3 separate regions of the Homo sapiens genome follow, and all the other regions are linked to region 3. The links are chromatin loops, found by intact Hi-C in ENCODE. Cell type or tissue: PC-9. All regions are shown on one strand. Region 1 holds the start of LOC105373071. Region 2 overlaps WNT7B (Wnt family member 7B). Region 3 overlaps WNT7B (Wnt family member 7B).

Region 1 (8,000 bases), 55 kb after region 3:
GTCCAGGCTGCACATATTTGGGGGTCATAGGAGAATTATTGTGTCTGAAGAACTGGATGGGTTTCCAGGGAATGTAGAAGAGAGAAACCCGGTGGAGAGCACAGGGGAGAAGCCGCCAGTGGGGAAGGCAGGGAACCCAGCAGGAGGGCAGGAGAAGGAGGAGTCGCAGCCAGACTGAGGGACATGAAAGGCTTCAGAGGAGGGGCTGTGGGGTGGGAGAAGGGGGATCCCAATGGGAGACGCAAGTGGATGGCACTTGAAGGGCTTTACTTTGAGAAAGAGCAGAGACACGCAGGGCTGTGGAGTGGTGGGGGGCCCGGGGGGGCGCAGAGATCCAAGGGGCTCGGCTGGCAGCCAGCTCGGCCGGGGGTGGGCAGTGAGTCTGGGGCAGGGGGCTTCCGGTGCTGCTGTTTCCAGAGCTGGAAGGAGGGGACAGGGAGGGGACAGGCGCGCAGGGGCGGCCGCAATAGCGTGGACGGAGGCGCGAGGGCTTGGGGACCGTGGTCACGCCTGTGATCACGGCTGCCAAGGAACGCGCGAGTGGATAGATTTAACCCGGGAGGAGACCGCGTGGGGCTGCGGAAAGGGCCCGGGGCCGCGGATGCGTGCAGGATAGGGGCGCGCTGGGGAGGAGGGCGCGCCGGGCCGCGGGCAGAGGCCGGAGGCGGCGCTTGGCCGGACGCGTTCAGGCCGTTCCCTGCTCAGCAGAGGCCGAGCGAGGGTCGGGGAGCCGCTGTCTGTGCCTAAGCTTCCTGCTCTGTGAAATGCAAACAACACTCGCCCTGACCTCCCGGGATGCGACAGCTCTGGAGGGCGCTGGGGAGGGTCCGCCTCATTGTCGTCGTGGAGAAGGGAGCGCTGGGTGCTGAGGCCCGGGGCTGCGGGACACCCCTGGGCGCGGGAGAATCTCCGAGACCCGCGACGGGAGCGGCCTGGGCGCGTGGAGCGGAGGTGGTGGCCAGGCCGGGCGGCGGAGGTGCTGGGGGTCGAGGACTGGGCCGGGCCATCCCGCAGAGGGCAGTGCAGGATCGGCCCTGGCCACACGCGCCCTCCGGCTGCCAGGGCCGCTCCGCCGCGCCGCGCCCTCTCCCGAGGCCCCAGCGGTTCTCCAGCACCAGGGGCGGCGCGGAGCTGCTGTTCTCGCCTTGGACTGTCACAGCAGCCCCGGGACGCGGCCGATCAGCTCCGCTTCATAGAGAAGGAAACTGAGGCCCCGAGAGGTCAAGCACCTCGCCCCAGGCCGCACAGCTAGAAACGGGGAGGCCTGGCTGCGACCCCGCCCTCCGCAGTGGGGACGCGTGGGCTCCTGACCCTACGAATAGCAGGTTGCTCCTGACCCCGCGCCGCCGGCTTCCTCAGGGCCCTCGCAGTCCGCCGCTTTGTCGCCCGTCTGGCCCCGCGCCTGCAGGGGTCCCTCCCGCGCTGCAGGACTTGATCGGGGCTTGGGGTGGGCCGCGGCGGGTCTGGGGTCCTCTGGCTCCCGCGCTTACGGGAGCGGCGGGGAAGGGAGCCCGCCTCGGAAGGGCCCCCTTTGCCGGGCACAGGCAGGCCGGTCCTCCCGCGCTCCTCGCTCCCGGGCTGTGGCCTCGCGTCCCCGGGCCACGGCGCTGCAGCCACGCGGGCGGCGCGAAGTCGTGGAAGGCGCGGACCGTCCTCCCCGGGCACTGTGGGACTGCGGGCCTTCCCGGTCCAAGCCAAAGCACGTGCCGTGGAGCTCGGCCCCGCGCGGGGCAGAGGGAGTGGTCCAGGGCTCGGGAGCGCGCTGTCTCCACCTCCCCAGCACCCGCCTGCCCCGCGCCAGAGCTCGTCCCTTCCCCCATGGCCTACGGGAAGGGAGCTGGGTGTTCTCAGAGGGACCCGGGGAAGGGACGGCAGGGACCTCTCGACGACATGGAAGGAAAGAGGGGAGGAGAGGGAGGGTGGGCACGGGAAGGGGAGCAGCTGAGGGGCTGGGAGGGAAGCGGAGAGTAGCGCGGAGCCAGGCGGAGGAGCGGACTTGTTATTTACAGTTATTAATTGCTGGGAACAGATTGCAGCTGGAAACGCTCTCGGTGCCAGCTCTCGGTGCCAGCTGAACCTCTCGGAGCAAGCCCCATTCGCGCAGGCCGCTGTGAGCGAAGGCTCCACGCGAGCATCTCCTGGGTGTGGGATCTCGGTAACCCCAGGCCTCACATCCTAACATCCAGGCCCTGGAGCCTGTGAGCCTCCTGAGGGTCTCTAACCGACTCCGGCTGGACAGTGCGGGCCCTCAACTTGCCCTAGTATGAGTCATCGTGGCAACACCTCAGAAAATACCCAAGTCACTCCAATTACAGCATTATCAATCGCTGCCATCGCTCTGGAACTCAACCCAATGAAACTGGCGAGAATGCCAGCCGAGCCGGGCCAGGCCGGGAGGAATCCAGTTCTTGGCGAAGGCTGCCGGCCTGGCAGTGCGTCTGCGGCCATGCCAAGCCACAAGCCCTGTGTGGTCGAAGCTGCAGAGGTGTCGGCTCCATTTCACAGTCATGGACACTGAGGCCCACCAAGGCTAAGGCCTGTCCTTCAGCCCAAACCCTCGGGAGAAAACCCAGAGAGGGAAAGGCTGCCTGGGCAAAGCCTGCCTCAGATGGCAGGGGGCGGTGGTGGGTAGGGGGCGGTGGAGAGGGCCGCAGTATGGCCATGCACCGCACTAGTCCCTGGCATGGTGGCCTTTCATGGAGCGTCTATCCTGTGTCGGCGGGGCCATGGGCTGTGCATGCATTACCCCATCAACCTCAACAAAGTAGGTGCCACGATCCCTGTCTTACAGACAATGAAACAAAGGCTCAAAGCATTTGTCACCTGCCCAGGGTTACTCAGTTAGTAAATGACAGCTCTAGGTTCAAACCCAGCCCCATCTGACTCCGGGTCCATGCTGCTTCCACAGGGACTCGCCTTCTGTCTCCTGCCTGAAGGTGAATGTGCTGACCGAGGGCACCGTCTCAGTGCCTGTGTGCACGTGTGCACACGCCACACCCATCAGCAAAGATCCCACTGGGCCCCTGCCTCTGACATCCTGCGGGCGGACAGCCTGGCCCAGCAGAGTGGGGAGGCCAAGTACAGCTGGCCCACCCACGATCCAGTGGTGCTCCATGCTCCTAATCAGTAAGATATGTTTTTGGAATAAAAACCACATCAGCATTTTTATTTTCAAGTTCAGACAAGGCTTTTTTTTTTCTTCCCCATCTTCCTTTCACATGGGTGAGGCTAATCTTCCTGCCTTGACTGACAAGTCTTTAGACTCAGCTATACATTTAAAGAAGCAAAGAATCAATGACCACGGCGCAGGCAGACTTCTTCCTTGAGTTTTTCAGATTTCAGTAACACCACAGCCCATAATTACTAATGCAAAATTAAAAAAAAAAAAAAAAAGATACCAAGACGGAAGCTAAGTGCTTCTTTGCTGTGTGTCCTGGCAAACCAGATGGGGCAAACTCCAGGACACTTCCTGCCCTTCCCTTGGTTAAAGAACGGTCTCACCTTTCTTCCCAAGGACCTTCCTGGGGAGCAGGGCCGGGGGTCCCCAGGTAGATGGGCTCCCAGACTGGGAGCAGGGAGGGGGAGAGCCTGGCGAGTGCTGGTGCTTCCGACGGAAAGATGGACTAATATAATGAAAGGCAAAGATGAATGGGGATGAGGAAGCAGGAGGCGGCAAGGGGAGAGGCGAGCGGGCGTCGGGAAGCTGCTGCAACTGTGCAGGCCCAGGTGTGAGCCAGCAGCTCCAGGGAAACCACTTACAGCTCAAGAATACCAAGAGCAGGCGAAAGCCTCTCTCAGGAGTGGGGAGGACGCCATGGTTACAGAGTAAACATTACCATTTCCTCTCCCCTCCTTAATGTTTTTCAGAGTATATTCAAGTTAAAAGTCTCTCCTCATGGAATTTAACTTGACTTCTATTTAAGAAAAGGTGGGGGTGGGGGAGGCAAATTCAATGCAGTAAGTTTCTTGGGCATTTGTTCAGAAAGGTTTCCGAGAAAAGCAGAGCCTCAAACGCTGGTAGGTGGAGGAGAGGTGGAGAAGCTACCGGCAGAGCTAACTGCACAAGTTACCTCCTTCCAGAGGCAAACCCGAGAGAACAGGCACTTCACTGTGGGGCCTGTTCCGGGCACTGCTGGATGTCAGACACTTGGGCCCACTAAATGTCAGTGACATCCCCTAGTGACTGACAACTCACGCTCCCACATAGTCCAAAATGCCCCCTGGTGGGGGGAGGGGGTACTGCCGCCAGAGAGCTGCTGGGGTGGATAATTGGATGTGTGGGGATTTTCTCACCTCTGGAAGGAGGTTAGACGTGTAGTTGGCTCTGCCGGGAGCTCTTCCACCTCTTCTCCATCTGGCTCACCCAACTCAGCGTTTGAGGCTCTGCTTAAATGTTATTTCTTATAACTTTTCTGAACAAATGCTCAACAAACTTACTGCCTTGAATTTGCAGTAGTGTGTGATGTGTGGGTGTGAGGGGGCACAGAGTGGGGAAGGATGGTGGTTAGAGATGAGGGTGTCAAGAGGCACCAGCTGGCTCATCAGTTGCTTCGAATGCCATCTTGGGGAGGAAGCCCCTGAAGAATTTCAGGTAGGGGAATGGCAGGACAGAGCTGCACTCCAGAAAGATCACTTTGGCTGCCGGGTGAATCATGCTTTAGAGAAAGATAAGATTGATGATTGAGGCCTGGAATTTTCTTTGTGGAAGACAATTTCTTTTATTTTCTTTTTTTTTTAAGAGACAGGACCTAGCTCTGTTGCCCAGGCTGAAGTGCAGTGCACAATCATGGCGCAGTACAGCCTCAACCTCCTGGGGTCAGGCAATCCTCTCACCTCAGCCTCCTGGGTAGCTGGGACTACAGGTATGAGCTACCACCTTGGCTAATTGTTCTATTTTTTGTAGAGATGGGGTCTTGCTCTGTTGCCCAGGCTGGTCTCGAACTCCTAGGTTCAAGGAATCCTCCTATCTCAGCCTCCCAAAGTGCTGGGATTACAGGTGTGAACTGCTGAGCTCGGCCTCGACTTTAATAGATATAGGGCTATTAGGATTTTCTATTTCTTCTTATGTCCATTTTAATAATTCATGTCTTTCATGGAAATAATTTCATCTAAGCTGTCAACATTTTTGGTATAAAATTATTCATAATTTTTCTTTATCTCCCTTTGTAGGACTTGTAGTGATGTCCTATCTGTCACTGCTGTTATCCTTAAAGTGTGGGGTTTTTTCTAGCTGGAGATTGAGCAATTTTATGGATGTTTTCAAAGATCCAGCTTTTGGTTTTATTGATTTTCTCTATTGTTTGACAATTTTCGATTCCATTCATTCTGCTTTTCCTGGTATTGTTTTCTTCTTACTTTGTATTTCACTTGCTCTTGTTTTTCTAGTTTCTTATGTTGGGAACTTAGATCATCAGTTTTCAATCTCCCTTCTTTTCTAACACAGCATAAAGCTCTGCATTTCCCTCAAGCACTGCTTTAGCTGCATCTAAAAAATTTCCAGATATTGTATTTTCCATATTATTCAGCTCAACGTATTTCCAATTTGCTTTTTAATGTCTTCTTTGACCTACAAGTTATTCATAAAAATGCTTTTCAATTTCCAAATATTCAGATTTTTCCAGGCATCTTTTTGTTATATATTTTAATTTAGTTCTGTATGTGAAATCATAGTTATTCTCTAGAATTTCAAGCATAAACATACTACCTTAGGATAACATTCTGAGTGAAGGGACATGAAAATGCAGGTTTTAGAAGAAGTAGTAAGAATATAGCTTTCTCTCAGTATATTTGGGAGTATCCCACAAACACTGCATTTTTAGTCTATGTTTGGTTGAAAAAAACCCATTTTATAAGTGGCTCCTTGCAGTTCAAACTCGTGTTGTTTGAGGGCCAGCTGTATTTCCGAACATTAAAAGAAAGCATGTTCCACTTCAAAATGGATAATGGTGGGTACTACATTTTTCTGTATTTGAATTCTATTAAGATCATTGAAGGAGTGATGTAATTGTTCTATTTTAAAGCATCTCAGCTATTTGTTGAAAATTATATTATTTGCATCTGTAAATACTTAAGATGAAAAAATTTAGAAATCAACTTGATAGTTTGATACAGATTTTTTTCCGTGTTCTTTGGGGAGATGTGAACAAAATGTTTGAAGATAACTTAGCTGAATAATGAATAACAAGGTATCTGGAATTCGGGCATTTTCTTTTTCTTTTAGGATGGGTCAGGCTTGAGCCTACGGGAAAGGAGGTGGCAGGGAGGGAGAGGTGGAAGATGCAGGAGACTGAGGATTGCCTGAGCGTGAGGTCCCTGTGGAAGTGGAATGGGCAGCGTCGCTCACAGGTGGAGGGCTGGCCTTGGAAGGAGATGGGCTTCTTTCACTGTCCAGGAGGGAGACAGGAGCAGGTGGGTGCAGGTGCAGGCTGGAAGGATTGAGGGTGAGAAATTGAGGGAGTTCCTGTCTGAAGGTCCTGGTGAAGTAGGAGGTGAGAGGAGATGGGGGGCCAGATGTTTGGGCAGAATTCAGGTTTTCAGTAGCCCCTGCGGAGCTCAAGGGTGCTGAAGGCATGATGCACGCGCTATGAAAGGAGACTGTTCGACACTCTTGCAGCCCCTGTCACAATTGAAGCTGCGCTTCTTTAGTGCCTCAGTTGGAGAGCCACTGTCTTTTCCCAGTGCCCAGCCCAGGGTCTGGTGCTTGGTATTTGTTGAAGGGATAGATTGCTGGACACGTGAGCCCAGGCATCATCAAAGCACAGCTGTGAGAAAGCCAGGTTGGGCTGTCATGACCAGGCCTAAGACTGCAGTGACCTGCTGCCTGCTTCCCACAGGCGTACCATTCATCTCTCTCCCAGTGCCTGCTCTGAGTGAGTCGTCATAATGCATGAAACCATCTACGGCAGTGGGAACACGTCCCAGGGGTTAGTGGAAGGTGCAGATCGAGGCGGACCCAAGTCCTTGGAAGGTTTCCTGACAGGGGGAGGGCACTGTGGCCGGGCTTTAAAGAAAGAGCAGGTTTTTGGTGGGGGAGAACAATGTGAATAAAAGCCCAGAATAAGGACCCACACAGATCCTGCCAATGGAAGCAGGTGGGGCTCTGCCATCCTCTGCTGCAGCAGGATTCTCTGTGCACTCCACCCCGCCCCCCACCCCACTCTGCAGGAGCCCCAGCACGGCGGCTGCCATTTGCTCAGCATCTTCTTTTTTTTGTTTGTTTTGTTTTGTTTTAAACAATATTATGAAATGGTCTTGTTTTTTTTATTTTTTTTTATTATACTTTAAGTTTTAGGGTACATGTGCACATTGTGCTGGTTAGTTACATATGTATACATGTGCCATGCTGCTGCGCTGCACCCACTAACTCGTCATCTAGCATTAGGTATATCTCCCGATGCTATTCCTCCCCCCTCCCTGCTCAGCATCTTCTAAGAGCAAGGTACCCTCTGGAAACCACCGGATGGAATCCTGACCTCGATTCTGGTTTGCTGGAGGGATGGTCTGCCTTTAGTGATGTTCAGGCCTTCAATGTATTGGATGGGGCCCGCCCCCGTTGGGGAGGGCCCTCTGCTTTATGGGGTCTACCAATTCAAATTCAATTCAAATGTTAATCTCATCTAGAGACACCCTCATGAGCCCAAAATAATACCTGAACAAATATCTGGGCACCCTATGGCCTGGTCAAGTTGACACATAAAATGAACCATCACACCCTATGTCCCGTGAGAATGCAGGGGTGATGTGCGCGTACCTTCTCATGCGGGAGCACTGGCATGGGCGAATCTCACAAAGGGGCACTGACGCGGGCGGGCCTCACGTGCAGGCAAGTCTCAGCAGGGAGGATGGAAAGGAGGAGGGCGCAGGATGGACAGGAGGCTGCAGCTGGTCACCAGGGAAGCGACTCAGGCCTGGCACTGGCTCACCTGGGCCCCACGTGAACTGCACGTTCAAAGTCTGCACCCCACCGGGCTAGCTCCGGTGAGAGTAGGGACTGGGCCTGT
Region 2 (8,000 bases), 50 kb before region 3:
CTTCCCACTGGCGGCCTCTCCAAAGAGGTGCCCAGGCAGGGTCGTGCAAGCTCAGCACCAGCACAAGGCTGGGCCTGGTTAGCCATGGCAGTGCCTGTGTGCGACCCACAGCCAGCCTCCCTAAACCCAGGGCACACGGGGGCAGAGGCTCAGGACACTCAATGCATCTGTGCACACACACCTGTCCTCACAGACTGCCCACGCTCCCGCAGGCACACACAGGCACATGTAGGCACATGCATGCACACACGCGCATACGTTGCCGAGCACAGCCCCCCAAGAGGAGCACAAGCCTCCGCGCAGTTCCCCCGGGGAGCCGCCCCCACGTGCACCTTCTGGAGCCAGGCCAGAGCTGTGTGGCTCCCTAAAGGTGGGGGTACGGGTGTCCCAGCCAAGGCAACTTGGGCAAGCCCTGGAGGCGGCTCCCACCGCACGCTCCGGTCAGCCTCCCCTTTAAAAAAACCCGCCGGGGGAGGAGGCGGATGTAGGGGCGGCCCGTCCAATGGCAGCTGCGCGCCTCGGGAGACTTGGAGAAGTGAGCCAGAGCGAGCGACAGAGCCGGTTCGCACCGACAGACGGACGGAGGTCCAGACCGCAGCCAAGGCGCGCCCGCTGCCCCCGGCCGGGTCCCCGCCCCGCACTCCAGCCCCAGCTCCCGCCGCTGCCCCAGACCCAGCGCCATGCGCGGCCCTAGCGGCGGGGCACGGGCGACAACTGCGCCCGGGCCCACGAGACCCGGCCCCTAGCGCCCAGCGCCGCCGCCCTGCATCGGGGAGCTCCGCGGGGACCCCGGCCTCAGCTGGCCCAGGCGCCCGGCCCGCGGAGCCTGTTCAGCCCCGCCAGGCACGCCGGCCCACCATGCTTCTACTGTCGCCGCGCAGCGCGCTCGTCTCCGTCTATTGCCCGCAGATCTTTCTCCTCCTGTCCAGCGGCAGCTACTTGTGAGTGCCGCGGGCGGCGTGCGGGGTGGGCGGGTGGGCTCCCCCCGGGCCTCCAGCGCTGGAACCGGGCGGGCAGGGAACGCGGCAGCGAGGCCCCTGGGCGGGGCACCGGGTGACCGTCGCGCGCGGGAGCCGGGGGACTTTAGGTCGCCTCGCCAGCCTAAGCTGCCGAGGTGGAGCACTTGGCGGGCAGCTACGGCAGTGAGAAGTCCTGGCTCTGGGGTCAAAGAAAGGATGGCCTGAGAGCGGCTCGACTGCGGGAGTAGAGCAGGCTGTGCACGCCCAGCGCGAGGGCCCGCGGGCACGCGAGCGGCGCCGAGATTCCCTGCGCGTCCCAGCAGAGTCCTGGACCAGCGGGGGACCCCTCCCCATATTAACCCACGCGGCGCGCAATACCATGCCACACTTGGGAGAGCCGCACTCACACACCCGCTCCCTCGTGCAAACACCGGCATGCACGTGCACGCCGCGCTTCACCGGACAGCGCCCGGACTGTACCCCGAAGTCGCTGCGGCTTCTCGCGCCTTCCTGCCGCGCTGGGTAGCCTGATCCCTGCCCCTGCCGAGTCCTCACCTGGGGGCGAGGAGGACGCGCATTGCGTGCTGGCGGCCGCGTTCGCCCAGTTGTCTCGGCCAAGGGAGAGCGCGGAGCGTGGGCGCGCGTGTGTGTGCCCGGCAAGGCAGAGCCCACGGGGCTCTGAGAAGCTCCGGGCAGGGCCGAGTCCAGCCCAGTGAGCCCAGGGGGCGCGCAGTGGTGGCTTCGCCGAATTCCTAATGGGACGCATATGCTCTGGCCTCTGACTTAAAAAGAAGTTTCATTTATGGAACCGCCGTTTGGGGGAATTTAAGCTGGATGCTACTGATTAAACCTCAGAGCCTGCTCTCCCTCCCCTTCTCTTCCCTTCCCCCTCCCCCTCCTTTACACGCGGGCCACGTCCGGGGTCGCCTGACGCGGCCAGAGGGGGCAGCCGCTGCCTTCCCGCTCCCTGCGCCACCCCCTCCCCCCATGCGGTTGCAGTCCTAATACATCGCCTCGCCCCCACCCCCATTTAATAAAGACGCAGCCAATTTCTCCTCTTGCTCCTAGGAAATTACTATCCTACCAGTTTTCCTTCTATAAATAGTCGCGCATCTTGAAACAAAAGTTCGCAACCGCAGCCAGATGCTGCGAGGCCCGCGGTTTCCCGGGCTGTGGGACATAATTACAAGGTCCGGGCACAGAGAGCGCTCCAGGCCCGGCGGGCAGCCCCGGCTGCGGAGGCATCGCCTGAGGGGGGCGGGGCAGCAGGGCGCATGCGGGTGGGGACCGCCTGAGCAGTGGGGACCCAGGCTGATAAAGTGCCAGGGTCCCTGGGTCCTGCTTCTGGTGTCCTTTCCAGGAACTGGATCAACCAGGGGACTTTGGAATTTCAGCGTCTAGCGGTTGGAGGCCAGGAAGCCTCCCCCTCCCCAGAATCCTGGCGTTTCAGCCTTAGGCCTTGCTAGAGAATTGGCAGCTCCGGTGCTTGGGAAATCAGTTTTGGAGCCGGCTGGCTGAGGTTCGGTGTTCATAGAGAGGTGTCCGGGGTGGGAGACCAGGAGTCCTGCGGAGGTGGAGGCAAGGGAAGTGGGGGGGTTGGGGGTTGGGGTAAGGGTCGGAGAGAGGGAGGTGCGCAGGGGCCCCAGAAGCCTGGTGGGAGTTGATGCCAAGGCAGCAGTGAGGGGCCTCTGGGGCAAGGTGGTGCCCAGTGTACCTCTGCAGACCCCGGGTTTACCTCAGGGCTGGCCCCTCATCCGGGCCTGCAGTGACTACCCCCGCCAGGCTTGCTCCTGGAGTGTGCACTGCCCAGCTGTGTTGGCAGAAATTCTCCTAAGGAAACAGTTTTTCCAGGCATCCCTGGGCCAGTGCTGGGGTCTGGCCTGGGTCGTCGGGGACAGGAAGGCAGACTGCATCCCTGACTTGCCCTCAGTAGCTCCTGCCCCACAGGGAGGAAGACGCTGACGCCAGCCTTCCCCAAGCGGAGAGGAACCCAGACACGTTCCCGGAGTGAGGGGGGTGGGTCTCAGATTTCCCTTGCCCGGTTTGTTTGGTGGGCGCAAGGCTGACCATAGATGGGAGTAGGGCCTGCGCGATTCGGTTTGAATGAAAGCATGCAAAGTGAGAAGACCTTGGTTTCGATGTCTCTGACCCGATGGCTGCACTTGGGGGAGGCAGCCAGCAGCAAGTGCTTGGAGAGCTGTGAGAGGTGGGGGTGAGTGTCAGCCGACCCTCAGCACTGCAGGCGCACTCGATGGCATTGGCCTTTGGATCTGAGGATGCCTGGGCTAGGAGGGTCGCTGGGTGGAGGCTTCATTCTGCTCCAGAGAACTTTCAGGAGCTTTCCAGATCCCATTGCTGGGATCCCAGACGCTGGCTGACAGCTGATCCTCCCCCTTTCATCTGGACTGCTCCTCTAGCTCCCTGTCCTGGGCTGTGGTCGGTGCACACCGAATCCCAGACGCATGCCTGGGCCCCTGCCACTGATCAGGTTGGACGGGTGTGTTGGCCTGGAAGCGCCCTGCGCCCCTGCTACATGCTGACTTGCAGCCGTGCTAGGCGGCTCTGGCCAGCCCTCGCCTTCTCTGTGCAGAGCTCTGTTGTCAGTGCAGGAGCTCCCAGGGCCAGCGGGGGTCAGTAAGGGCCCAAGGGAGGGCAGGTAGGGGACTGCAGGCCAAGAGGAAGGCTTGTGGTGCTGGGTCAGCTGCAATGGGGGCCTGGCTGAGGCCTTGACCAGGACCAGGCTGCGCTTCTGTCCCAGGCAGGTCTCTTCCGCTCTCAGTCTTCCTCTCCCAGATGTGGGGGTTGGCTCTGACGACCCCCCCAGGTCTTCCGGTAGGAGCCTGTCATGGTGACCGCCTGCTCTGGGGAGCCAAGTGAGTCATGGGTGACGGGGCGGTTACTCACCGACCACCTGGCTGTGGCAGGGTGGGGGGGCACTTACCACGGCCCCGCCAGGCCAGGCCTCTTCCCGGCTCCACCGCTGTGGCTTTGTCAGCGGTGCCAGCCACAGTCCCAGAAGTGCTGTGGCCATGACCCTCGAGGGGGAGGAGATGAACCAGGCCTACTCCCATGGCACCATGGCCCGTGTGGGGACAGGATGCGCCCCGTGGCTCAGGCGTGTTCAGGTTGCCCTTGGGGGAGGGGCAACTCCCAGCCTGGAGGGTCTGCGTCTATCCAGGTCTGGGAGGGGCTCTGCTGTGTGCCCTGAGCAGGTCCATGAGCCTCTCTGGGCCTCAGTCTCCTCATGGGTCACTTGGGATGGTGATCCCTCTCCCAAGGCTCAGATCAGGCCACGTGTAGTTGGCACTTGAAAGTGTAGAACGTTCCATAGAGGGTGTGCATGTGGGGTTCAAGCTGGGAAATCTGATGAGATCTCAACTGGGGACCCCCCACTGGAGGTGGGCAAGTGGAGCCTCCCTAATCACAGGAAACTCCCCAGAACTCATCACCAGGTGGACGAGACCCAACAACCATTGGCTAAAGGGGAGAATGTGCATCCTGGACCGTCTGTGTGCAGAGGGAGGACAGGAGGTCCTGGGGTGACGCTGGACTCCACGGTTGTGCACTGAGGCCTGTAGGATAATGCGCCGTTTTCTAACATGGTTTCCCGTGAGGCCAAAGGGCATGATAGTGACTCAGATCTGGGTCCTCATCCTGACTCCACAGGGCCCTCACTGCCTGGCTGTGTCCCAAGGCCCAGCTCTTCCCTCTCCAGTGCAGATCACGGGAGCACAAACCTCACCGGGTGGCTGTGGGAAGCTCTAGCTTGATGCCTGGTGTGGTCGGTGTGCAGGAGACAGGCCATTCTCAGCTATCAGGAACAGGGAGGTTGGCCACAGGCAGCACAGAGGGAGGCCCAGTGGCTGTGTTCATTCAGGAAGGAGTGGTGGACCCCCTAGGGCATCTCAGAGGGCTTCCCAGAGGAGATGACTCTCAGACAGGGTTTTGAAGGATGGATAGGAGTTGGCCAGACTAAACAGGCACATGAAAGAGACCCCTAGAAGAGGGAACAATACTGTCAAACACATTCACCAGGGGTTCCCCTCCAGGGAGGCTCAGAACATCTTGCTGAGGTGGGCCGATGGGATGCCAGGATCCAGAGAAGAGGCTGTTTCCCAAGGTCACCTTGGATCCCAGGGGTTCAGCCCTCCCAGTTCCAGCTCCTCACCCAGTGCCCGCGCTGCCTCTGAAGGGAAGCTCCCCCTATGCAGTCCCACGGGGAGTGGAATCAGGGTCTCCCAGGGCCTCAGGCTCCAGCCAGCAGTTGGAGGTGCTGATGGGGGGCGAGGTGATGATCATGAAGTTGGTGATTTTTGAGGCGCCGACGGCACATTATTGTTCCCTCATTCACACACTTCCCTGGGCTCCTCTGGGGACACAGTGGACAATGGCCAAGCAAGTCACACTCCCGCCCCTTCCCCTCCCACCCACCACATCCCCGGAGGCTTGAGTCACCCTGGCAGGGCAGGTGGGTGCCTATGGGGAGCCCAGGGCCCCTGCTTGGGTGTGGACCAAGGCTCTGTTCTCGGAGGACCCTAACAGACCCTGGGTGTGGCATAGCGGTGTTGGATGAGGTAGAGGGCTCGGTTGTGGGTGTCTAGGCCATCGGCCCAGGGCCAGGGTGCGGAGCCAGTGCATTCTGGAGGACTTCCCAATTGGAAGGGGCCACATGCAGTGGGAGCCCCAGAACTAGGACCCACATGCAGTGGGAGCCCAAGCCCTCACGGCTCACACTGCTCCCTGTCATCCCCAGCAGATGGAGAGGCGGTAGCAGGCTCCTAAGGCTGCCGCCCTACACAGCCTTGGGTCCGGCTCAGATGGGGCTCAGCTCCCCTCCCAAAGGGACAGGAGGCCGGGCGCCCTCCCTTGTCAGATGAAACCCCGGCCCAGGGCTCCTTCAGCCTGATGAAAGGGTCATTGTGTGGTGCGGGCCGCCCGCTGGCCAAGGACAAAACCACCGTTTGTCCTCCGTCCCTGGCGCAGGGCTGGGGGCCTCACCTCAGGCTGGCCGGCAGGGTGGGGGTGGGTACAGGTGCGCTCCCTCCCCCCTTCCTTGTCTTCCCACTCAGCCTGCCTGGGGCCCCTCCCCCATCCCTGCCCCTCACCCAGGGCGTTCTTGTCCTCTGAGCGTGGGTCCTGAGGCTTGGGTCAGCTCCACTGTTGGCAGAGAGGCAGTGAGTTCTCCAGCCCCGGAGGCATACAAGCAGATGCAGGAGTGAGGGCCGGGGATGCTGGGGAGGGTCCCTGCCTGGGCAGAGAAGCAGCGCTCACAGGTTCTCTGTGCAAGCAGCCGGTGGAGTGGTTGGCCTTTCCAGAGGCCATCCCACAGTCTCAGTAGTAGAGTGGCAAGTGAGGCTTGGCACAGGGCCATCGACACTTCCTCCATCCCCAGGCTGGAGCAGGTGGCAGCTGAGGTGCTGGAGCTGCCACGAGGCTGGGTCTGAGGCTGTGTGCAGAAGACACTAACGTCCTGCTCCCCCAAGCAGCCTTTGCAGCTTTAGAGTGTGAAGCCTGCAGGTGCCTGGAGCTGGGCCTGGGAGGAAGCCACCGCACCCGACGAGCAGCTTGCCGGGTGTCAGCAGCAACGGAGAAGAGCCCGAGTGAGCATCCCCTGGAGTCCTATCCCATGACCCCTGCAGGCCTCTATCGCTTTCTGGAGCCCTCCCGCACTGTGATCCCTGCTCCAACCCTTCCGTGCCCTGTTGGAGCTCTGAATGGGCCAGGCCGGAGGGAGCCCGGGCACAAGGACTGGTGGTGTCTCAGCTGGCCTCCGCGCAGTGGGTATTGGCGTGGCCAGGGTGAGGAGGCATCCAGAGCTGAGACTTAGGCCCGCGCAGTCCCACGTGGTGAGACAGATGGCAAAGCCCCTTCCAATTGGGAAGTCCTCCAGAATGCACTGCCTGCCCTGCAGACCCCCGCCTGGGGGACACAGGATGAGGCATTCCCACTTCTGGAGGACTCAGTTTCCCCCAGAAGGCCCTCCCTAGTGGGACTGACGTGTGCACAGTGCCCAGGGTCTGCTTTGGAATCTGTGTCCCCCTCGGGCTGCCAGAGAAGGGGAGCTAGGAGAGGCCCGTCTGCCTTGGTAGGTGGTGGAGTGAGGAAGACGAGGTCAGGGTGCAGAGTCACTCGCCCAGGTCAAGCAGCTGAGCCCAGATTTGAGCCCAGGGACTCCTGGCTGTCGGGTCCATGCCACTTGTCACGGTGTTTTACTAAGGCGGGTTTCCAGCCTTGGGCGGGCTCTGTTGCGTGTCCCGTTTCCTGCCTGTCCTCTCCAGGCAGAAACCAATGCCTCCAGTTGCTTAGAACTGTGTGTTGACCAAGAGTCCCCGGGGCCCTGAGCGAGGGTCTCAAGGTTGCAGGGGCTGCCTCCAAGTTTAGCTTTGGGACCAGAGGTGCAGCTGTCCTGCGGGTATGGGAAGCCCAGAGGCCTTCTGTTCTGGGTCTTGTCCTGCTTTCGCCCCTGACCCAGGAGCTCTGAGACCAGCCTGGCCAGCTTTGTTGGGTCAGCATGTGTGTGGTCCTGGATGCCCAGGTCCTGTTCCTGGCTCAGCTGTGGGCTTGCGGCAACCTTGAGGGTATCCCTCCCCTTCTCTGGGCCTCAGTTTCCCCATCTGGGTGGTGGGTCTGGATGCTCCCCCAGGTCCTCTTCCTCCCTCCTCCCCTTCCTGCTGGCTCCACCACCACCCTGAACTTTCCCTTCATGCCCACAGCGTGACGGCAGCCCCCGCGGGTGGGTTATCAGGGCTGGCCAGGTGTGCAGGTGTGACTGGGAAGGAAAGTCCCTACCGCCCTGCCTTCCAGCGTCGTTGACACAAAGCCCTGTGGGACCCACAGCAGGAGCTCTAAGCCATCTGTGATGAGGGTGGCCCAGGGAAGACCTCTCAAGTAAGGCAGCCTCTGACCTCGGCCCTGAAGGACCTGCTGGAGGGAAGGAAGGTGGGTTCCTGGGAAAGGGACAGACGTGGGCAAAGACCTGGAGGTGTGAAGAGGATGTGGCAGCATCAGGAGTGGGGAGCAGCAGGTTTGAGTAGGGCTGGA
Region 3 (8,000 bases):
GCGGACGGCTGTGACACCATGTGCTGCGGCCGAGGCTACAACACCCACCAGTACACCAAGGTGTGGCAGTGCAACTGCAAATTCCACTGGTGCTGCTTCGTCAAGTGCAACACCTGCAGCGAGCGCACCGAGGTCTTCACCTGCAAGTGAGGCCAGGCCCGGAGGCGGCCGCGGGCACCCTGGAACCCGGCGGCATTTTGCACATCCACTCCTCACCTTCCCTGCCTTGGTGCTGCCAGCAGCAGACATAGACGGGTGCAGAAGCGGGGAGCTCCAGGTGCAGGAGGGCACCGGCCGGGGCCCACGCCCTCTGCCCGCCTCCCTGGGGCTCCTTCCTGCCACCTCCTCCCATCACCTCCTGCGGCAGAACAGCACCCGTGACCCACCCAGAGAGCAAGGCCAGGGGTCTTGGTGCTCCCCGACGGGGCCCGGCAAGTTCTCTTTCTTCTCTCTGGGAAAATGAACGTCCAGGACACACCTGTATCCCAGAGAGCAAAGTGATGAGGAGACTGAGCGTCCCCAGCCCCACCTGGCGGCATGGACACAGAAAAGCTACGCCGGCTGGCCTCTCCAGACCAGTTCCCAGGCTGGGTCTGCCGCTGGGCCCTGGGGCGGTGGGGACAGATGTTGACACAAATTATTTATGTTTTCTTAGTATCAGAAGAGGATTCTCGGCACTAACACATAGCCAGTCCTAACTCCGTACTCTGTGTCAGCCCATCCCCTAGACACCCTCTGTTTCCTTTCCCGGCCCCACCTGGCCGGCCCTCTGCCCCTGCAGAGCTGAGGCAGCCTGGGGTTGATGGGGACCACGCGGTGCCTGCAGGTCCTAGAAGTGAGCTGGGCAGGGGCTCTTCAGACCACACAGCCCTGACCGGGCCTTGGAGGAGAGCCATGGACAGGCTCCTCCATGCCGTCTTTCCTTCTTTTGAAAATCCTATCAATGGCTGGGCGCGGTGGCTCACACCTGTAATCCCAGCACTTTGGGAGACCGAGGCAGGTGGATCACCTGAGGTCAGGAGTTCGAGACCAGCCTGGCCAACGTGGTGAAACCCTGTCTCTACTAAAAATACAAAAATTAGCTGGGCGTGGTGGCGTGCACCTGTAATCCCAGCTACTCAGGAGGCTGAGACAGGACACTTGCTTGAACCCGGGAGGTGGAGGTTGCAATGAGCCAAGATTGTGCCACTGTATTCCAACTTGGGTGACAGAGCACGACTCTGTCTCAAAAAAAGAAAAGAAAATAATATCAAGCAAATCAAAATATCACCCACGTCAGGTTCCAGGAGTCCTTCGTTCCCTCCCTCATCCTGTCACCCTCCCGGCCTGGCACCTCCAGTTTACAGAGACCCCCTTCCCCCTGGAGCCAGCCTGACCCCTGGGACAGTGCTGCCGCGGGGGTCAGGCAGGTGGTGAGTGGTCAGGGATGTTTGTCCCACTTGACAGATGGGAACTCTGAGGCCCAGAGTGGCACAAGGACCTACCAGAGACCCTGCAGCTGTGACTGGAGGCTTCCACCTTTCTCCTGCCCAGCCTGGGGCTCTGGACCTGGGAGAACACATCAGGATGCCCGGGGTGGCAGTAGGTAGCTCCCATGCCTTGAGGCACTTGGCTGCTCCCTCCACCCCCTGACAGCCTCATTGGGGCCTGCACTCCCCTCGGTGCCTTTGAGGCTTCGCCTAGCCCTGTCCTGGTCCTTTTACCCTGACCCCAGTGCTGAGAAAATCTGGATCCAGAGCTGGACATGTCCTTTCTGGATGCTCCCACCCCTGTCTCTGAGGAGCATGAGTGACAGAGGGAGGAACTTGTCCGAGGCCAGAGAGGATGGTCTGCAGCTGGCTCCTGGTGCACCCCCACTGCCCACGGCCTGGCCCCCATTTAGGGTGTGTTCTCTTGGAAGCCCGTAGGAATGTGTTCTTGAGCAGCCGACAAGCCAAGGGCCTGGGCTCAGCCTGGGGCAAGTGGGTCCCTCCTGGGCTCTGGCCCTGTGGTCCAGCCCATGTGCCTCTAACCATGCCTGGACGCTCTGAGTCTCCGGGCCACCGTGAATGCCCCACCCTCAGCCTGGCCCCATCCCCTTACCTTCCCCAAGTCCCAGAACACACCTGAGTCCATAGGCCCGGCAGCCTCTGCAAGGAACCTGGTTAACTTATGTTGTTATATAGCGTCGAAATGTCTATAGTGTCTTTAAATTATTGTGACCTACACTGGGTACCGGAGAGGGGGATGGCTGCGGCCCCCATCCCTCATCCCCCATCCCATCCCATCCCTCATCTCATCCCTCATCCCATCCCCCATCCCATCCCTGACCCCATCCCCCATCCCATCCCTCATCCCTATTCCCCATACCCACCCCCCATCCCATCCCCCATCTCCCGAACCAGGCTCCTCCTGCTTCAACAGACCCTTGGGGCCCCTGATGCCACCGAGACACTCGCACTGTCCCTTGGCTGCCGGGCACCCCACTGAGCCCCTGCCCACCCCAAAGTCTGCCAGCAACAGGCCCTTTGCCTGGGTGAGACGGGGGTCAGGGTGGCCCAGATGGGGGTGATGGCGACCAAGGTGCTGCGTCCCCACCCTTCTGACGGCAGCCTCCCCTGGAGGGGAGTGCTCGGCCCAATAAAAGCTGGAATCGGAAAAGTGAGTGTGTGTGGAATCCCCATGCGATGTACCTGCAGCTGCGGCCCCACCGGTGGGGACACATGCTCTGCCCACCCAGGACGAGCCCCCGAGGCCTTCATGTGCCCCCAGCTGTCTGGCTTCCTCCTGCCCCTCTGTGGGCCGTCCCTCCCATCCTCACACCAGACACCCTTGCCCAGAGCCCACCCCTGAGATCAAGTCATGCCTACCTGCCTCCAGGCACCTTTGGGCTGTCCCCACCCAGCCAGGGGAGCTGGGGCACTGGACACAGACCCTGAGGCCTTGCTGGACAGCACCAGGCTCAGGCTGCGGGGACAGGAGGGCCATGGGCCTGGCACCTGGTTACTGGGGGCTGGGCCAGAGCTGCTGTAAGAAGAAGGGACAGCAGGCCCCACTGGGCCCTGTGCCTCTGCTTCCCTCTGACCAGGGTGGGGTCTGGCTTTCAGGGTCCCTGTAGGTCCATCCAGCTGGGTCTGGTGGATTTTGGCTCCACAGCCCTGGGGACTGCCTTGCTCTCACCAGGCCTGGGAAGGTGGCATGAGGCCCCCAGAAGCTCAACAGCCTGCAGCTGGCCACAGGCTCCGCTGCTCCTCCCCAGAGCCTGGCCATGGCAGGGCCTCCCAGCCTGCATCCTGCGAGAGCCGTGCACACGGCGATGCACAGCACTTCCCCGAGGGCCAGAGGCATGTGGCAGGGCCGGTTTGGCCACTGCCCGCTGTCCCAGCAGCCTGGCATCGGGTGGAACTGCTGATCAAACAGACCCCATCCTTGCTGTGCCCAGCCCGGGCACCCACGGAACTGGCCCCAGACCCAGATCCCAGTGGAGGGGCTTCTCAAGGGGAATGGACCCCTCCAGGGTGTGGAGAGGGGGCGACAGCCAGAAAAGAGTGTTGGATTCACAGTCCCAGCCCTGTTCCTTCCTGATGCATGGGCAGCCTCTGGGGCGACCCTCCTGGATGTACAGCCTCAGTCTCCCCATCTAAGAGCAGAGGGTGGCCCGGAGCCAGGACTTGGTGGTCGGTGGGGCTCATGGGGCTGGCGTGCATGGGGCCTGGGCTGGGCAGTTTGGCAGGAGGCCCTGGTTCCCCGTGAGACAGTAAGTGAATCAGCGGCGGCGGCGGCAGCAGCGGCACGCCGGGGTCCGGCTACTCCCACAGGGCCAGGAATGAGGAAGCCTCTGAGATGCCCGGCCCTGGTGCCCAGACTGTACTGATTTCTTGGCTCTGGTTCAACCCCCACCCAGTCCCCTCGGGCTGCCCTGCACATCCTCCCAGGGGGCCTGCTGGAGGCCTCACCCTTACTGCTGGCCTGGCCCGGGGGCCCACCTGACCCCAGCCTCCGCCCCTAAGGCTCACATTTTGGGAGCATTTCCCCCTGGCCAGCCCCTCGCACCCCCACTCAGTGGCTCACTGCTGCATGGGGTGGTGCCCCCACGTGCTTAGCCCTGGCCACCCCTGCCCTGCAGGTGTTGCCCACACCAGGGGCTTTCCTGCCCTCTGATTGGCCCCAGCGGTTCCCGCACCAGGCGTGCCACCTGGCTGCTCCCAGACATAGGCCATTCCTGTGGGCTTTGCTGCGTAAGGTTTGGGGACCGATGGCTGGAAGGGCCGGAGTTCTGGGAGCCCATCTCTACGCAGGCTCGCTGGCTAATTCCTTTGCAACTTCAGTTCTGCCCTGGGCTGGCCCTGACTTCCGACCCCACTTCCCCTGCGGTGCCTGTGCCCACAGCTGCCGGTGGTGAGGCTGGTGGCCCATCTGGGGGGATGCAACAGCTGACGACCCAGGCAGCCTGGGAGCGAGGAAAGGGTTTTTTCTGCACTCACTCCTCCAGGCCTCTGAGCCCGGGCTTCCCGCTCTGTAGAAGGGACGTAAGGGAACAGAGCCTCTGCCCTGCTGCCACCGGGTCCCCTCCTCCTCTCTTGGGGGATCCACGTCCTTCCCTGACTCACAGCTGAGCTGCAGCCCTGGCTCCCACCCTGCCCTGTCCCACAGGGCTGCCCGCGCCATTCACTTGGCACTGTCTGGTGGCCAGAGCACACAGGGGCCCTGTGGCCCTGGAGGGCAGAGGATGTCTCATTGGTGTACCCTTAGAGTCCTTTCTGACCCACTGAGGTGCCCACAGCCCATCCCCTCCCCGTCCCCCTGCAGAGTGAGCCCCAGCCCTGCCTGTGCTCCCGCTGGCTCTTCCCAGGATGCACCCCACACTCTTCCTTCCCTGACCCCGGCTTGCAACAAGCTGGCTGTAGAGTCTTGCTCTCTCCTCCTCCCCTGCCTCAGCTCCCACCCTTAGGGGCAGCGTCCTGTTTCTGTGACGGCCCCTGTCTCCCAAGCTGGCTGAGGTCCAGCACAGCCCCGTGCTAGGCCTTGGGCCTGTTCCACACGTGTCCACGACCTTTACAACACCCCTTCCCCAAATAGGTCAGTGCTAGTTCCATTTTACAGATGGCAAAACTGAGGCACAGAGAGTAAGGAAACCCGTCCAAGCTCAACAGCCAGTGAAAGGCAGAACCAGGATTTGAATCCAGGCCCTCTGGGGTCTTCCTTCTACCCAACTCATGTGCCTCCTCCCATGAGGGGACACAGAGGCCCAGGGACCTTGTCCAAGGTCACAGAGAGATGAAGGGGAACAGAGTGGCTATGGCTGGTCGCAGAGAGATGACGAGCAACACTGTATCTTCACCAACAGAACAAGAAAGACCCAGTTAAAAAGCAGCAGGCAAGGTCTGAGTTCGATGCGTCTGAGTGAACTTCACAACTCCCAGAACTGGGAGTTAAAGGAGGGGGATCAGGAAGGAGGGGCTGTGGACCACCTTTTCCCCAAGCTGGGCTAGTCTTGCTGGCCCCTTGGGAGGGGCCGTGGTCAGGGGGTAGAGGGGCAGAGGGGCAGAGCGGTGCACAGGGAGGGGTGGCTGAATCACCGTGTGCCAGACACACGGGAAAACCTGAGCTCCCCGAGCAGAGCCGCCAGCTTGCTCCCGGGAGAGCCCAAAGCTGGAGCAGGTGCTGCAGACTCCTTCCGCCACGGGAACCAGGGACTCCAGCTGGCGGTGACCCAGGCCTCGTCCTAGCCTGTTTCCCTCTGAGTCTGAGCTTGCACCTGCCTTCCTTCCCTAGGGTTCTACCTGTCTGTTCATCAGGTCTTTGCACTTGAAGGACCCGGGGACTCAGAGCCACTTGGCCTGGGTGCCCTAGGACCCTTGGGAATCAGAGCCTGTGAGTTTTGGGGATCCAGGGAGTTGCATGTTGATGCCCACAGCAGTGCCCCATAGATACACAGTGCCCAGTGGGCAGGTGGCCAGCAAAATGCAAAGGAGAGGGGGTCTCAGGACCCAAAGTTCACCTACAGCCTGCCCTTGGCAGGTGCTCCTGCCAGGACCCTGGGGTGAGCAGTGCCTCCAGCCAGAACTGGAGACCCAGCTCTTTTTCGAGTCGTCTGCTGACCCCACCTTAGGACACATGGAGGTCGTGCCAGGGGAGGCAGCCTGGGCCTCCAGGCCACTGTCCTGTGTCCAGGACCTCTTGTGGTCTGGGCCACTCACCTCTCACAGCTGGAGTCCTGTAGCCACAGAAGGGAAAACCCTCCCAGCCTCACTCGGAAGCAGCGGGGAGGAGACGCAGGCGGAAGCTGAGGAGTCCTCTCACTCCATCTGCAGGCAAGGGCCTGAGGCCAGCAGGGCAAGGCCGGGACACCTTCTGGGTCCAGACCCAGGTGTCCTACCTGAGGCCACACTGCTTTCCCTGGGCAGGCAGCCAAACCACCCTGAGGCCTAAGGGTGGCCTCACAAGCACAGTGCCAGGAGAAGCCCAGTGGAAGGTCTTGGGCAGGACCCCTGGAGAGGTCCCTGTGGCGTCTGCAGCCCTGGAAGCCCTCGTCAGAGCGGCTGGGGCCAAAGAAGCCACAGCTGGGGCCACTTGCCGGCTGGACCTGCGCACACCATCCCCATCTGAGCTGCTGGGGCCAAAGAAGCCACAGCTGGGGCCACTTGCCGGCTGGACCTGCGCACACCATCCCCATCTGAGCTGCTGGGGCCAAAGAAGCCACAGCTGGGGCCACTTGCCGGCTGGACCTGCGCACACCATCCCCATCTGAGCTGCTGGGGCCAAAGAAGCCACAGCTGGGGCCACTTGCCGGCTGGACCTGCGCACACCATCCCCGTCCGAGCGGCTGGGGCCAAAGAAGCCACAGCTGGGGCCACTTGCCGGCTGGACCTGCGTACACCATCCCACTTTTCCAGATGGGTGGGGGCCCTGCCCACGGTTCTTCCCTGGCCCCCGGCTCCAACCCTCCCTCTGGCTCCCACCAAGCACGGCCCATGGCATCCACCCAGTCACACACTCGTTTCTTCACTCATGTCTTCACGTGCCCATCACGTGCTGGGCACTTCAGCGCCTGGAGCATGGTCGGGCATTGTGGGGTCTCAGAGCTGAGTCTCAAGTGGGGTCCTCTCCCAGTTAGCCCCAGGCCAGGACGAGGGGCAAAATGACAAATGAACAGTTCCCCTCAGCCTCCATGACCAAGTGTGCCATGGAGGGAAGTAGGGGCCAGCAGTGCAGCCCTGCCTGGGCACTCAGGGATGGCTTCCTAGAGGAGCTGTGTGGAGGGTGAGACCAGAAGCAAAAGTAGGAAAGGAAAGGGGGGAGACCGTGGGAGCCAGAGGGAAAGGAAGCGGCGAGCCTGGGGTAACTGAAGGGACAGTGGAGATGGAGTTAGTGGGAGCTGGGGCAGGGGCTGGTAGAGCTTGGAGACAAGGTTTCAGAAGATTCTGGAGGGACAGAGGGGACTCTTGCTCTTGAGCCCCATGGTTTCTAGCATTCAGCAGGAACTCTCACCCCCCATCCCACCCACCTGTGGCCCTGCAGCCTGATGCCCTTTGGACAAGGAGCTCTCGCCCCCCTACCCCAACCACCTGTGACCCAGCAGCCTGGTGCCCTCTGGACAAGGAGCTCTCACCCCCTCCACCCCACCCACCTGTGGCCCTGCAGCCTGGTGCCCTCTGGACAAGGCCTGTGGCTGCCCAGCCACCCCCGGCTGCCTGCCAAGCTCCTAGGTCCCAGGAGGAAAGTGTCCCATGCTGTGATGAGGCTGTAGGGGAGTGGGGAGTGAGGGCTGGGCACTGGGGCCCCTCTTGGTGCTATTCCTAGCCCCCTCTCAAGCCCCCTGCCAGGCCCAGTGGGCTAGGGCTGTTGGCCTCAGGTTGCCCTGGGGAGGAGGCTGTTTCCCCAGGTCCGTCTAGCCCAGCAAAAGCTCTCCAGGAGAGGCTTCCACACTCCTCCTCTAGGCCTCGGTTGCCCTATTTGGACAGGCTGATCCCTGGGGTTCGTATCAGACCCCAGGATGGGCTGAGCTTGGGTGGGCACAG

The links. Peaks named below come from ENCODE experiments on the same cell type or tissue, not always from the same donor. Only the 100,000 strongest peaks of a DNase experiment are listed, where the experiment ranks them.
Region 1: it touches region 3 in a loop (5-fold over the local background); 4 of 110 quality-filtered maps call a loop at or near these places.
Region 2: it touches region 3 in a loop (4-fold over the local background); 10 of 110 quality-filtered maps call a loop at or near these places.

What each region holds. Positions count from the first base shown.
Region 1 is chr22:45,860,316-45,868,315 of GRCh38, reverse strand. LOC105373071 reads right to left here and starts at 1,567. Exons shown (of 6, transcript XR_007068133.1): 1 at 1-1,567. RefSeq lists an enhancer at 399-973. In PC-9, CTCF peaks have their summits at 4,034 and 4,233 (motif pointing left); a DNase peak (open chromatin) is centred at 4,205.
Region 2 is chr22:45,965,096-45,973,095 of GRCh38, reverse strand. The region is part of intron 1 of WNT7B (Wnt family member 7B); the gene reads left to right. Among named protein-coding and RNA genes, the nearest start is that of WNT7B, 8.1 kb to the left of the region's middle. RefSeq lists enhancers at 3,693-3,987, 3,598-4,501, 3,321-4,520, 5,217-6,113. In PC-9, a CTCF peak has its summit at 3,555 (motif pointing right); DNase peaks (open chromatin) are centred at 3,545 and 3,835; H3K4me3 peaks cover 1,170 bases; H3K27ac peaks cover 1,595 bases.
Region 3 is chr22:45,915,006-45,923,005 of GRCh38, reverse strand. It overlaps WNT7B (Wnt family member 7B), which reads left to right. Exons shown (of 4, transcript NM_058238.3): 4 at 1-2,640. The coding sequence ends at 150. Among named protein-coding and RNA genes, the nearest start is that of WNT7B, 58 kb to the left of the region's middle. In PC-9, no CTCF peak of the experiment used is centred here; DNase peaks (open chromatin) are centred at 3,325, 3,815, 5,671 and 6,265; H3K4me3 peaks cover 877 bases; H3K27ac peaks cover 2,022 bases.